Regions from separate parts of the Homo sapiens genome. Here region 2 is linked to region 1. A link is an interaction called in ENCODE POLR2A ChIA-PET data of the cell type or tissue named here. Cell type or tissue: K562. All regions are shown on one strand. Links, peaks and the distances in the headings refer to the core of each region. The heading gives the core; the rest is flanking DNA.

What was found. Peaks named below come from ENCODE experiments on the same cell type or tissue, not always from the same donor. Only the 100,000 strongest peaks of a DNase experiment are listed, where the experiment ranks them.
Region 2: POLR2A ChIA-PET joins it to region 1 with 14 read pairs; 3 of 35 experiments call an interaction of 5 or more read pairs at or near these places.

What each region holds. Positions count from the first base shown.
Region 1 is chr22:22,974,036-22,979,413 of GRCh38, reverse strand. No RefSeq gene overlaps it. Among named protein-coding and RNA genes, the nearest start is that of IGLL5, 89 kb to the right of the region's middle. In K562, for the core only: no CTCF peak of the experiment used is centred there; DNase peaks (open chromatin) are centred at 2,953, 3,298, 3,782, 4,091 and 1 weaker place.
Region 2 is chr22:23,023,919-23,029,296 of GRCh38, reverse strand. No RefSeq gene overlaps it. Among named protein-coding and RNA genes, the nearest start is that of GNAZ, 44 kb to the left of the region's middle. In K562, for the core only: a CTCF peak has its summit at 1,491; DNase peaks (open chromatin) are centred at 1,486, 2,924 and 4,336; H3K27me3 peaks cover 1,233 bases.

The DNA of each region.
Region 1 (5,378 bases), core at 215-5,214:
TCTGTAAAGCAACCAGTAATACAACCTTGGAACATTTAGCAAACCTAGTATCTAAGTTGTATGATTTAGACCACCTATTTGAATTTTGATGACACTTGCATTTTACCAATAACCCTTAAGACTATTTTTGTTTCTTAAAGATTAAAGTCATATGAACTAAAAAATATTTGACTTAAGTGCCTATTTTTCTTTAAGCCAATCAATTAGAGCTCTTTTTATAGACATTACACACAACACATTTATAGCGACCACAAACAGAAGATTCAACACTTGTACGATTTTTGTATTTGCCAATTTCTTAATTGGATTACTTGCTTCAGGGTGGAGCCCTTGGAGGAACAGTGCCAGGAAGGCATGCATTTCTAGGGCAAAATAAGCAAGCACAGCTGAAGGCAAAGGCAGATCCTCAAAATTAAGGGTGCCATTTTATTCTGGATCTTGGATCCCCAAAAGGAGGGAGATTCTATGGGAGAAGACAGTGTGCAGTGCCTCTACTATGCATTTCATTGCAAGGCAACCCAAAGACAATTGGCTTATTTTGTAATCAGCCCATTTCCCACAGGAGCCTCATCTCTCAGTGGGGGGTGGGGATATTTCCATATCTTTCAGGTGGCCAATAACATGCTTCTCTGATTTATAACTACTATTAGCCATCCCTTAAAGTGTTTTCCTTACCTGGTTATTAGACACCAAAGGTCTCTGTAATGTGCAGTAATTTGATGCCCCTCAAACTTAAAACTGTCAGATAACACAATGCAAAATAGTACAGAGCCTTTGATTTTGAGAGGGAACTATCTGCTTTTAATTCCTGGGGTTTTATGAGGAAAACAGAGGGTTTTCCCCCCCAAAATGGAGTCTGTGGTCTCTGTTTTTCCCAAGGAATCCCATGTTACCAGAAGTTATCTTAGGGCCTCTTGTGCATGTGTTAAAAGTGTCAAGACAAAGAATGGAGAAAAATAATTCAGTTGATGGAGAAAAAAACCCTTTTCCCAGAAAAATTTAAGAAGAGAAAAATATAAAGGTCTTTTAAATATACCTATAACTTGAATATCCACTTTTAATTAAACTGAGTGTTCTTTAAGAAAATTCTTTTAATTCTTTTGTTACTCAACTTTAGCCATGCCAAGGAGTTAAAATTTTTGGTTTTTGAACTTTACAAAAATTAACCTCACAGTTGAAGCCAACAAGCCTTAATTAGGTTATGACTTAACCGCGAGTGTACAAAGTATTTTTAAGGGGGTGATAAGCGCTTTTGAAACTGTGTTTAAAAAATTGTTACTGAGACAGTAGAAGAGATCTGACCCAACCAACTTCATTTTGTTTCCAGCCCCCAAGCTGTCCTTGCCCATCCCTGGGTGTAGGCTGAACCAACTTTGGGAGGGGCCTGGTTCACTGTTTGTAGTCCAAAACAAAGATGATAACAGTCCTTTCCTAAGATATACTTCCCTCTTGTTTGGGGACCAGACCAAAAAACTAGCCACAAGACTGGAAACCATGGCTCAGGAGTCATACAGCTGGAAGCTACAAGATTTTTGACCCTTCCTTAACTGCTCTCAAGATCAGTGCTTAAGATATTTTATAAACATTACCCTAGATGGATCAGCTGGCACTACCCAGATTGACAAACTGGCTTATCTGATTTTGTGGCCCTCACCCAGGAATTGACTTAGCACAAGAAGACAGCCACCATTGTAAAATGGCAGAGACTAAAACAAAGTACTGCCATGTGGTTACAGGTCATGTTCCCAAGGACATGAAACAAGATGGTGGCCTGTAACCAAGTTTGTTACTGATTATTTTGTTTGGCTTGCTTGAACAGCAGGCTTTTGGTTTCCTGTGTCTGTAACCTAACCTAAAGTACCCTTTCTTTTGACAGAACCATACAGAAAAACACACAAAGCACACCAGATTGGCTACAGCTTAAGACCAAACTCACAAATCCTTTTTCATTAGTTAAAACTTTACAGAGAATATAAACAATGATCCTTATTATCCCTTTTACTGGTTTGCACAGGGAGAGAGGAGCCAAAAGTCTGACTGGTAAGAAATTTTTACTCTGCTAGCATGTCAGGCTTCTGGGTTCTCTTCCCCTTAGCTCAACTCTAAGCCAATCATTTTAAGGTTTGGAAAATTGACTTTTCCCAGGTTGGAAGAACATTATAAAAGAAGATAGAAGCCATTTTAAACTGTGAAAGAAGGTCAAATACCACAGAAAATTCTGGGGTTCCAATTAGACTTGTCAAGAAGTATTGCTTTCCTTCCTATTGACAATGGTGTTTTCCCTATTTCTTCACTTTCCCTATTTTCTCTTTTTCATTTTTGCCTGTTATAGGAGACATATTGCTCATCTCCAAAATTCTCTGCCACCTGCAGAGTTACCTGTTTTTCAGCCACAGTTAGGGTTTGCCTTAGCAGCAGCATAACATCCCTCCGTGAGAAGTCAAGTACCTGAGTTAAATTTTGGAAAGCTTCTATATACCTATCAGGGTCATTAGAAAATTGGCCTAAGTCTCCCTTTACCTGTCTAAGGTCCTGCAATGAGAAGGGAACTTGAACCCTAGTGGCATCACCTCCATTGGGCATTTCCTGTAGGGGTAAGAGTGAAGGTGGGGGAGTGGGAAATTTTGGAGATGGTGGAGGTGGAAGAGCTGGTGGCATGGTTGGAGGTGGCCGCAGATAAGTGAGACTGGAAGCCATACTAATTGGAGATAGAATAGGTGCCTTAAGAGAACATAAGGACCAAATGGCCATTTTTGCTGCTGATGGGACAGTACCGAGACTAAAATTCGGTTTTGGAGGATATTTTACTCCTAATTGTTGACAGCAGATTTTTCCCATTTACAGAAGTAGCATGAAGCCTGGTTTCTAGTAGAGAGGCATAAAAAGGGGAGAGAATTGGAAAGTGAGGCTGTTTCGGTGAAGGACGGACAAAGTGCCTCGTGGAGAGGATCCCTATTCCACTAGGTGGCACAGTGGACCTTGAAAGGCCATATACTGTCCAGACCAAGGGCAGAGTGACTTTGACATGCCATGTGCTCTCCAGACCAAGGGCAGAGAGAGACCTGGAAATGCCATGTGCTCTCCAGACCAAGGGCAGAGAGAGATGCTCACTGTGTGTGGGGGGACCCTCTGTTCATAGAAAATCACAGAGTTGCCTTCCCTTGAGCTATATCCCTGGTTAGTACGACATTCCCTGATCTTGTCAAACATGATTACTTCCCTGAACTGTAAAACTTTCCACACACTGAGCACACAGAGAGGATAGAGACATAGCGACTATAGATAGGAAAAGGAGGAAAATTCTGCAACAAGATAGCTGCGGATCCTTTACTAACACCCAGATGGGCTGTCAGAAGCTGGGTTAGTCCAGAAACCTTTGAATAACACCAGGGTGTGCCCTGGTTGGAAACTTTTAGTTGCTCCAGGACTTCTGGCCTCACATGATAGTTAGGTTCTCCATGAAAGGAAGCTTGTTCAAAGCATGGCCAATGAACCCAATGACCTGTGAGTATTGGGGGATTTTCCATATTCTCCCCAGTAAGCCTGACATCCGAGTCTTTAAGAAGGGTAGCCATGATAATCATATTTTTAAATGGCTGATGTATACATGTTATTGATTTAATTTGATTTTAAAATGCAGGCTGAGAGCCTCAGAATGAAAGGACAGATTTTGAGGTTCACTCCATACTTACCACTCCAATGATTCTACCTTCTGTTCTGATCCCAATCCCAGATGAGAACCCCCAACTGAAATGGCTACATTTTCTGGGGTGTATACCCTGGGTTTTGTTGTCTCACACCAAGAAAGAATCGAGGACATGGACACATGTGGGTAGGTTAAGGAGTGGAGAGTTTAATAGGAGAAAGGAGAGAGAAGAGAAGCTCCTTGTGAGAGAGAGATGTCTGAAAAGCGGGAGATAGTGGACCGCAGCAGATTTTATAAGTACGCTGGAGAAGGTGGTGTCTGATTTACATAAGGCTCACAGATTGGTTCAATCAGGTATGATGTTTACATAGCATTGCATAATAAGTAATCTTATGCAACTGAGCTTACCAGTTGCCCGGTGCCATCTTGTCTGCTCTTTACTGTTCACGTGGCTGACAAAGTGAAGGGAATATGGAGCTGTCGTCTTGAACATGTCTAGTCCCTAGTTCCTGCCAGTATTCACCTGTGCAAGCTCCCATCTTGCTTATCTGTGGCTGCAGCTTGAATTTACAGGCTGTTCTTTGTAAGAAAATAATTTGGGGCTGCTTTTTATTAATGAGAAAAGCCTTACCAAGGAGTTCCATACCCTTACTATCTGGGTAAGTGATTTCTTCTTAACTCCTGTATCAATAGCATTTGGGAAGAGCAAATGAAAGCTACGAGACATCACTGCTTTCCCATCAGATTGGCACATGCACAAATTAAACAAGCAGCTGTCAAGGCTGGGGAGAGCTTGGGGAAAAGGGCATGCTCATATGCTGCCAGTGTGAAATGCAGATGTCAACAACCTTTGGGGATTGCCATTTAGCGATAGCTATTAAAATGTAAACATGTCCTTCTGACTCTGCAAGTTCAATTTTGGGAATCCACACCACACAAATGAAAAGCACCAACACAGTAAACAAACAAACCTGGCAACAATCTAAGTGTCAATTAATAGGGAAGAGCTGAATAGTACACGTTTGTATGACAACTATGTAGCTGATTAAAACATGAGCTAGGTCTGTATCTATTGTATTGTATCTATTGTACCTTAGGACTCTAATATATTAAGTTAAAAATCAAGCTGCAGAGTAATGTGTTTGATATAATCCTACTTTTTGTGAAGACAATGCAAAAATTCTACATATGCGTTCGTATGTTTGCATAAGCACTGAGAAAGGGGAGGAAGCTCATGCCTGTAATCCAGAATTTTAGGGGAGCTAAGGCAGGAAAATCACTTGAGTCCAGGAGTTTGAGACTAAACTGGGTAACGTGGTAATACCTGTTTCTACAAAAAATTAAACAAGTATTAGCCAGACGTTATGACATGCACCAGTAGTCCCAACTACTTGGGGGAGCTGACATGGGAGGATCACCTGAGCCCAGGAATTCAAGGCTGCAGTGAGCCGAAATCATGTTATTGCACACTACACTCCAGCCTGGGCAAGAGAGAAAAGACTCTGTAAAAAAAAAAAGAAGAGAGAGAAAGACAAGACAAAAGGAAGGGGAGGAAAGATACACAGCTTCTGGTTACTTCAGAAAGATAGGAATGGATGGGGGAAGAATAGTAACTTATTCTTTAAGGTTTTATGCATTTTTCAGTTCTTACAATGAGCATGCAAAACTTTTGTAGTTAACAATATATGATTCTTTTTTTTTTTAAACAATGTATGATTCTTAAAAAGAACCA
Region 2 (5,378 bases), core at 207-5,206, 50 kb before region 1:
TTCATTTCTTAATAACCACTCATCTTAGAAGAGTCTTTTGACTCCCATTTGCCTTTCCTATTTTTCTTTTAAGCCGAATGTTTTATTAGCATATGCAAGACCCATGAAGAACAGCAAATTTGTTCTGCAGAAGTAATGTCACTTAGTCAGAGGCATTTGAAGTGGAGTGACTCCATCTTGTAGAGGGGCTGGGTAAAATAAGGCTGAGACCAGCCAGGTGCGGTGGCTCACGCCTGTAATCCCAGCACTTTGGGAGGTCGAGGTGGGCAGATTACCTGAGGTCAGGAGTTCAAGACCAGCCTGGCCAACATGGTGAAACCCTGTCTCTACTAAAAACTACAAAAATTAGCCGGGCTTGGTGGTGGGTGCCTGTAATCCCTGCTACTCAGGAGGCTGAGGCAGAGAAAATCGCTTGAACCCGGGAGGTGGAGCTTGCAGACAGCCGAGATTGTGCCACTGCCCTGCAGCCTGGGCAACAGAGGAAGATTCCATCTCAAAAAAAAGAAAAGAAAAGAAAAGAAAAAGGACTGAGACCTACTGGGCTGCATTCCCAGGAGGTTAAGGAATTCTAAGTCACAGGATGAGATGGGAGGTTGGCATAAAATACAGGTCACAAAGACCTTGCTAATAAAAAACAGGTTGTGGCTGGGTGTGGTGGCTCACACCTGTAATCCTAGCACTTTGGGAGGCCGAGGTGGGCAGATCACGAGGTCAGGAGATCAAGACCATCCTGGCTAACACGGTGAAACCCCGTCTCTACTGAAAAATAGAAAAAATTAGCCGGGTATGGTGGCAGGCACCTGTAGTCCCAGCTACTCGGGAGGCTGAGGCAGCAGAATGGCGTGAACCAAGGAGGCAGAGCTTGCAGTGAGCCGAGATGGTGCCACTGCACTCTAACCTGGGTGACAGAGCAAGACTCCATCTAAAAAAAAATAAAAAATATAAATAAATAAATAAATAAATAAAAAACAGGTTGTGGTTAAAAAAAAAAAAAAGCCAACCAAACCCCACTGAAACCAATATGGCAACAGAAGTGACCTCTGGTCATCCTCACTGCTCATTATATGCTAATTATAATGCATTAGAATGCTAAAAGACACTCCCATCAGTGCCATGACAGTTTACAAATGCCATGGCAATATCAGGAAGATACCCTATATGGTCTAAAAGTGGGAGGAACCCTCAGTTCCAGGAATTGCCCACCCCTTTCCCAGAAAACTCATGAATAATCCATCTCTTATTAATCATATAAGTGAGAAATAACTTTGCTTATGGAGTAGCCATTTTTTTGTTTCTTTACTTTCTTAATAAACTTGCTTTCACTTTATGTACTTGCCCCAAGTTCTTTCTTGCATGAGGTCTAAGAACCCTCTCTTGGAGTCTAGATTGGGAACCCTTTCTGGTTATAACCTGGGGTGTCCATGTGGAAGGGACCCCCTTAACTACAGCATTTACCATAACTTGGGTAATAGCCATATTCAGTGGGTGAATATCCTGGTCATGATAAAGCCAGTCCTAGATGGCTTGTATAGAAAGCATATCAGCTATTTCATCTGGGGTGCTCCACTTGGCATTTTATAGGGAGAGTTAGGAAATGCCCTTCTCAGGGTAAACAGATCTTACATGGGCATTTATCCAATTCACTAGGCTGGCCATTTGCTCAGGAATAACCTCCTGGGCATTTGGATCACATAAACTCAGCCGCAATTGTTTAATAGTGAGCTATGGGTCCTGCATCAACCCAGAGATGCTCTTTCATTCTGTAGCATTTAAAATTAAAGATACTGTCCTTAAAGTAGTTATTCTTACAGTCCATTTTAGCAAAGGTTTCTCAGGAAGCTGATGATATCAATCTACCAAATGGTACAATTTCTTTATATTATACCCTCTTATTTTAATAGTTACTTGGTTTTGCCCTTCCCCTACATTGACTACCTTCTTGGTAATTACATACCTCAGAGGTACCTTTTGTCACCCTGGCTTAATGTTTCCATTTGTGGGTAGCTTTTGATATGGGAGTGCTGGGAAGGGAAGAGCGTGGTCCCTTTAAATGAAAAGGGAAAGGGAAGTGCTGGGTAGAGGAGGGTGTGGTCCCTGGCTGGGGCTCAACACACATGGACCTAGGTGAGGACAGGCACTCCTGCCTTTGCACCCAAATGTTGCATTTCCCAAGACCACCCTGGCCTGCCATGTCCCCATCGTGGGCCTATAAAAACCCAAGACCCTAGCAGGCAAACACACAGGCAGCCAGACATTGAGAGGAGCACATCACCGGAAGAAGACACAAGCAGCTGGATGGCAAGAGGACGTCGAGGGAGCACGCTGGTGGAAGAGCATGCTGGTGGAAGAGCACGCTGGTGGAAGAGCACGCTGGCAGATGCCAGCTTGCTGGCAGGCCATGACAAGCAGAACAATGCGGAGTTTGGCTGGAGCAGTCGGAGGAGAGCCGGGGCTGCTGAGTGGCCCAACTACAGGGGAAAACCATCTCCCTTCTGGATCCTCCATCAGTGGAGAGCTACCTCCACTCGGTAAAACCTTGCACCCATTATCCAAGCCCACGTGTGATCTGATTCTTCCGGTATACTAAGGCAAGAACCCAGGATACAGAAAGCCCTCTGTCCTTGTGACAAGGTAGAGGGCCTAATTGAGAGGGTTTACACAAGCCGCCTATAGGCCGCAAACTTGTAACAGAGCACCCTGTAACACACGCCCACTGGGGCTTCAGCTGTAAACATTCACCCCTAGACACTGCTGTGGGGTGGGAGCCCCACAGGCTGCCCGTCTGTATGCTCCCCTAGAGGTTTGAGCAGTGGGGCACTGAAGAAATGAGCCACGCCCCCATTGCATGCCCTGAGAGGGGGACAAGGGAACCTTTCCCGTTTCACTTTGAGGCTAGTGGCCTGAGCTGAGAGAGACCCACATCTGAGCTTGGGCCAGTCTTAAGGCCCAACCCAGCACTCTCTTTTGTTTTCATCTCAGCTATTACAGATAACAATAACCAAGGGATTAAATATTTTCCTTCTTCCTTATTAATTTGCATTTTCTTTATTTTTAAAAATTCTATCACTTATTTTGTGGTTATAGCTTGTATTTCCTTATGCATCCAGTGAACCAACTTCCTGGGAGCATGATCCATCTTTAAATTCTACTGCTAACTTTTAGTAACTGAATGCAGCACAGCTGCAGCTCCTTAAGATGGGTGACCACATCCATTCTCCACCCTTTCTTTTATTTTTCTCTTTATCCATTTAGTCTGTATAATTTTTTCTTTATTTTAGGCCATGCATAGTGGCTCATGCCTGTAATCCCAGCACTTTGGGAGGCCGAGGCGGGTGGATCACTTGAGGTCAGGAGTTTGAGACCAGTTTGGCAAACATGGTGAAACCACACCTCTACTAAGAATACAAAAATTAGTCAGATGTGGTGATGTGTACCTGTAGTCCCAGATACTTGGGAGGTTGAGGCAGGGGAATCGCTTGAACCCGGGAGGTGGAGGTTGCAGTGAGCCGAGATGGCACCACTGCACTCCAGCCTGGGCAACAGAGTGAAACAATTTTTTTTAAATTTTATTTTAAAGTGACCCTTAAATGGTCTCTAAACTAGAAAAAAATACATTTTCTTTAGCAAAACCATATCCTCATGTTTTTACATCCTCACCAAAAACATATCTTATTCTCCAACTATTCTAATTTTTAGTAATCCAAATTCCCAGTGGAAAATCCAGGATTACTTAATTTAACATAACATGACTTTAAATTTCTTAAGAACTGGAGACAATTTTGAGCTTCAATTTGCCAAGTTAATCTTACCAAAGATTACTAAAATCATGTGAAGTAAAAGGCATCTGAGCTACCGTCTGTTAGTCGACAAGCACTTACTTTTCTTTAAGCCAATTTTTTCTTTTTATTTCTTTTTTTTTTTTTTTTTTTTGAGATGGAGTCTCACTCTGTTGCTCAGGCTGGAGTGCAGTGGCCTGACCTTGGCTCACTGCAACCTTTGCTTCTCAGATTCAAGTGATTCTCCTGCCTCAGCCTCCTGAATAGCTGGGTCTACAGGCATGCGCCCCACACCAGACTGATTTTTGTATTTTTAGTAGAGATGGGGTTTCACCATGTTGGCCAGACTGGTCTTGAATTCCTGACCTCAAGTGATCCACCCGCCTCGGCCTCCCAAAGTGCTGGGATTACAAACCTGAGCCACTGTGCCTGGCCTCTTTAAGCCAACTGATTAGAGCTCTTTTATATAGTTTGGTAGTAAAACATCACTTCCACATGGCACATATAAACATGTAGACATAACAGACACACAGACAGTGGCAGATCCTGTAAGATTTGCCTGTTTTCAAAAATCCTCTCCCTTACTTTAGACTATTAATAAAAAAAGTTATAGGAGCACACACACAGGAGCTGACAAAAGTTACCATCCCAGGCCTTCTCAAAGAAAGAAAGAGCTGAAGCAGCAGGGGTACAGCAGAAGTTGAACTTTTGAGATACCAACTTGAAAAATTTCAAAAAGAAAGAGATTATGGAATTTAAAAATTAAAACCTTTTTGCAATTTCATTAAGTCAATATTTCAGTGGGTTCCTGCTGGTCCCTTAGCTTCAGATTTGGGCAACTCTTTTGGGGGCTCTGAGGCCCGATGTTGGGTGCCAATTATTGTTGATAAAAAGAGTCAGACTCTGTAAAATATTTGAAGATATTTATTCTGAGCCAAGTATGGGTGACCAATGGCCTGTGACACTGCCCCAGGATATCTTGAGAACATGTGCCCAAGGTGGTCAAGCCACAGCTTGGTCTTACACATTTTAGGGAGACATAAGACATTAATTAATATGTGTAAGATGTACATTGGTTTAGTCCAGAAAGGTGGGACAACTCAAAGCAGGAAAGGTGGAGGGGCTTCCAGGTCATAGGCAGATTCAAAGATTTCCTGATTGGCAATTGGTTAAAAGAGTTATTATCTAAAGACCTGGAATCAATAGAAAAGAATGTCTGGGTTCAGATAAAGGGTTGTGGAGACCAAGGTTTTATCACGCAGGTGAAGCCTCCAGGTAGCAGGCTTCAGAGCTCTTATCAGACCAAAAAACATGCCAGGCTCTTAGATAATTTTCTCCTGGATCAAGGGAAAGACCTGTGAAGAACAGGGAATTCTCTACAGAATTCAGATTTCCCCCATGAGAGACAGCTTTGCAGGGTCATTTCAAAATATGTCAAATAAATATATTTTGGGGATAAAATACTTTGGTTTGTCTCAGGGCCTGCTATCCATCATGTGATGCTATACTAGTGTCAGGCTGGAATCTGGTGTCTTATTGCTACAAAAAAATCTATACTGTTAATCTTTTTTTTTTTTTTTTTTGAGATGGAGTCTCACTCTG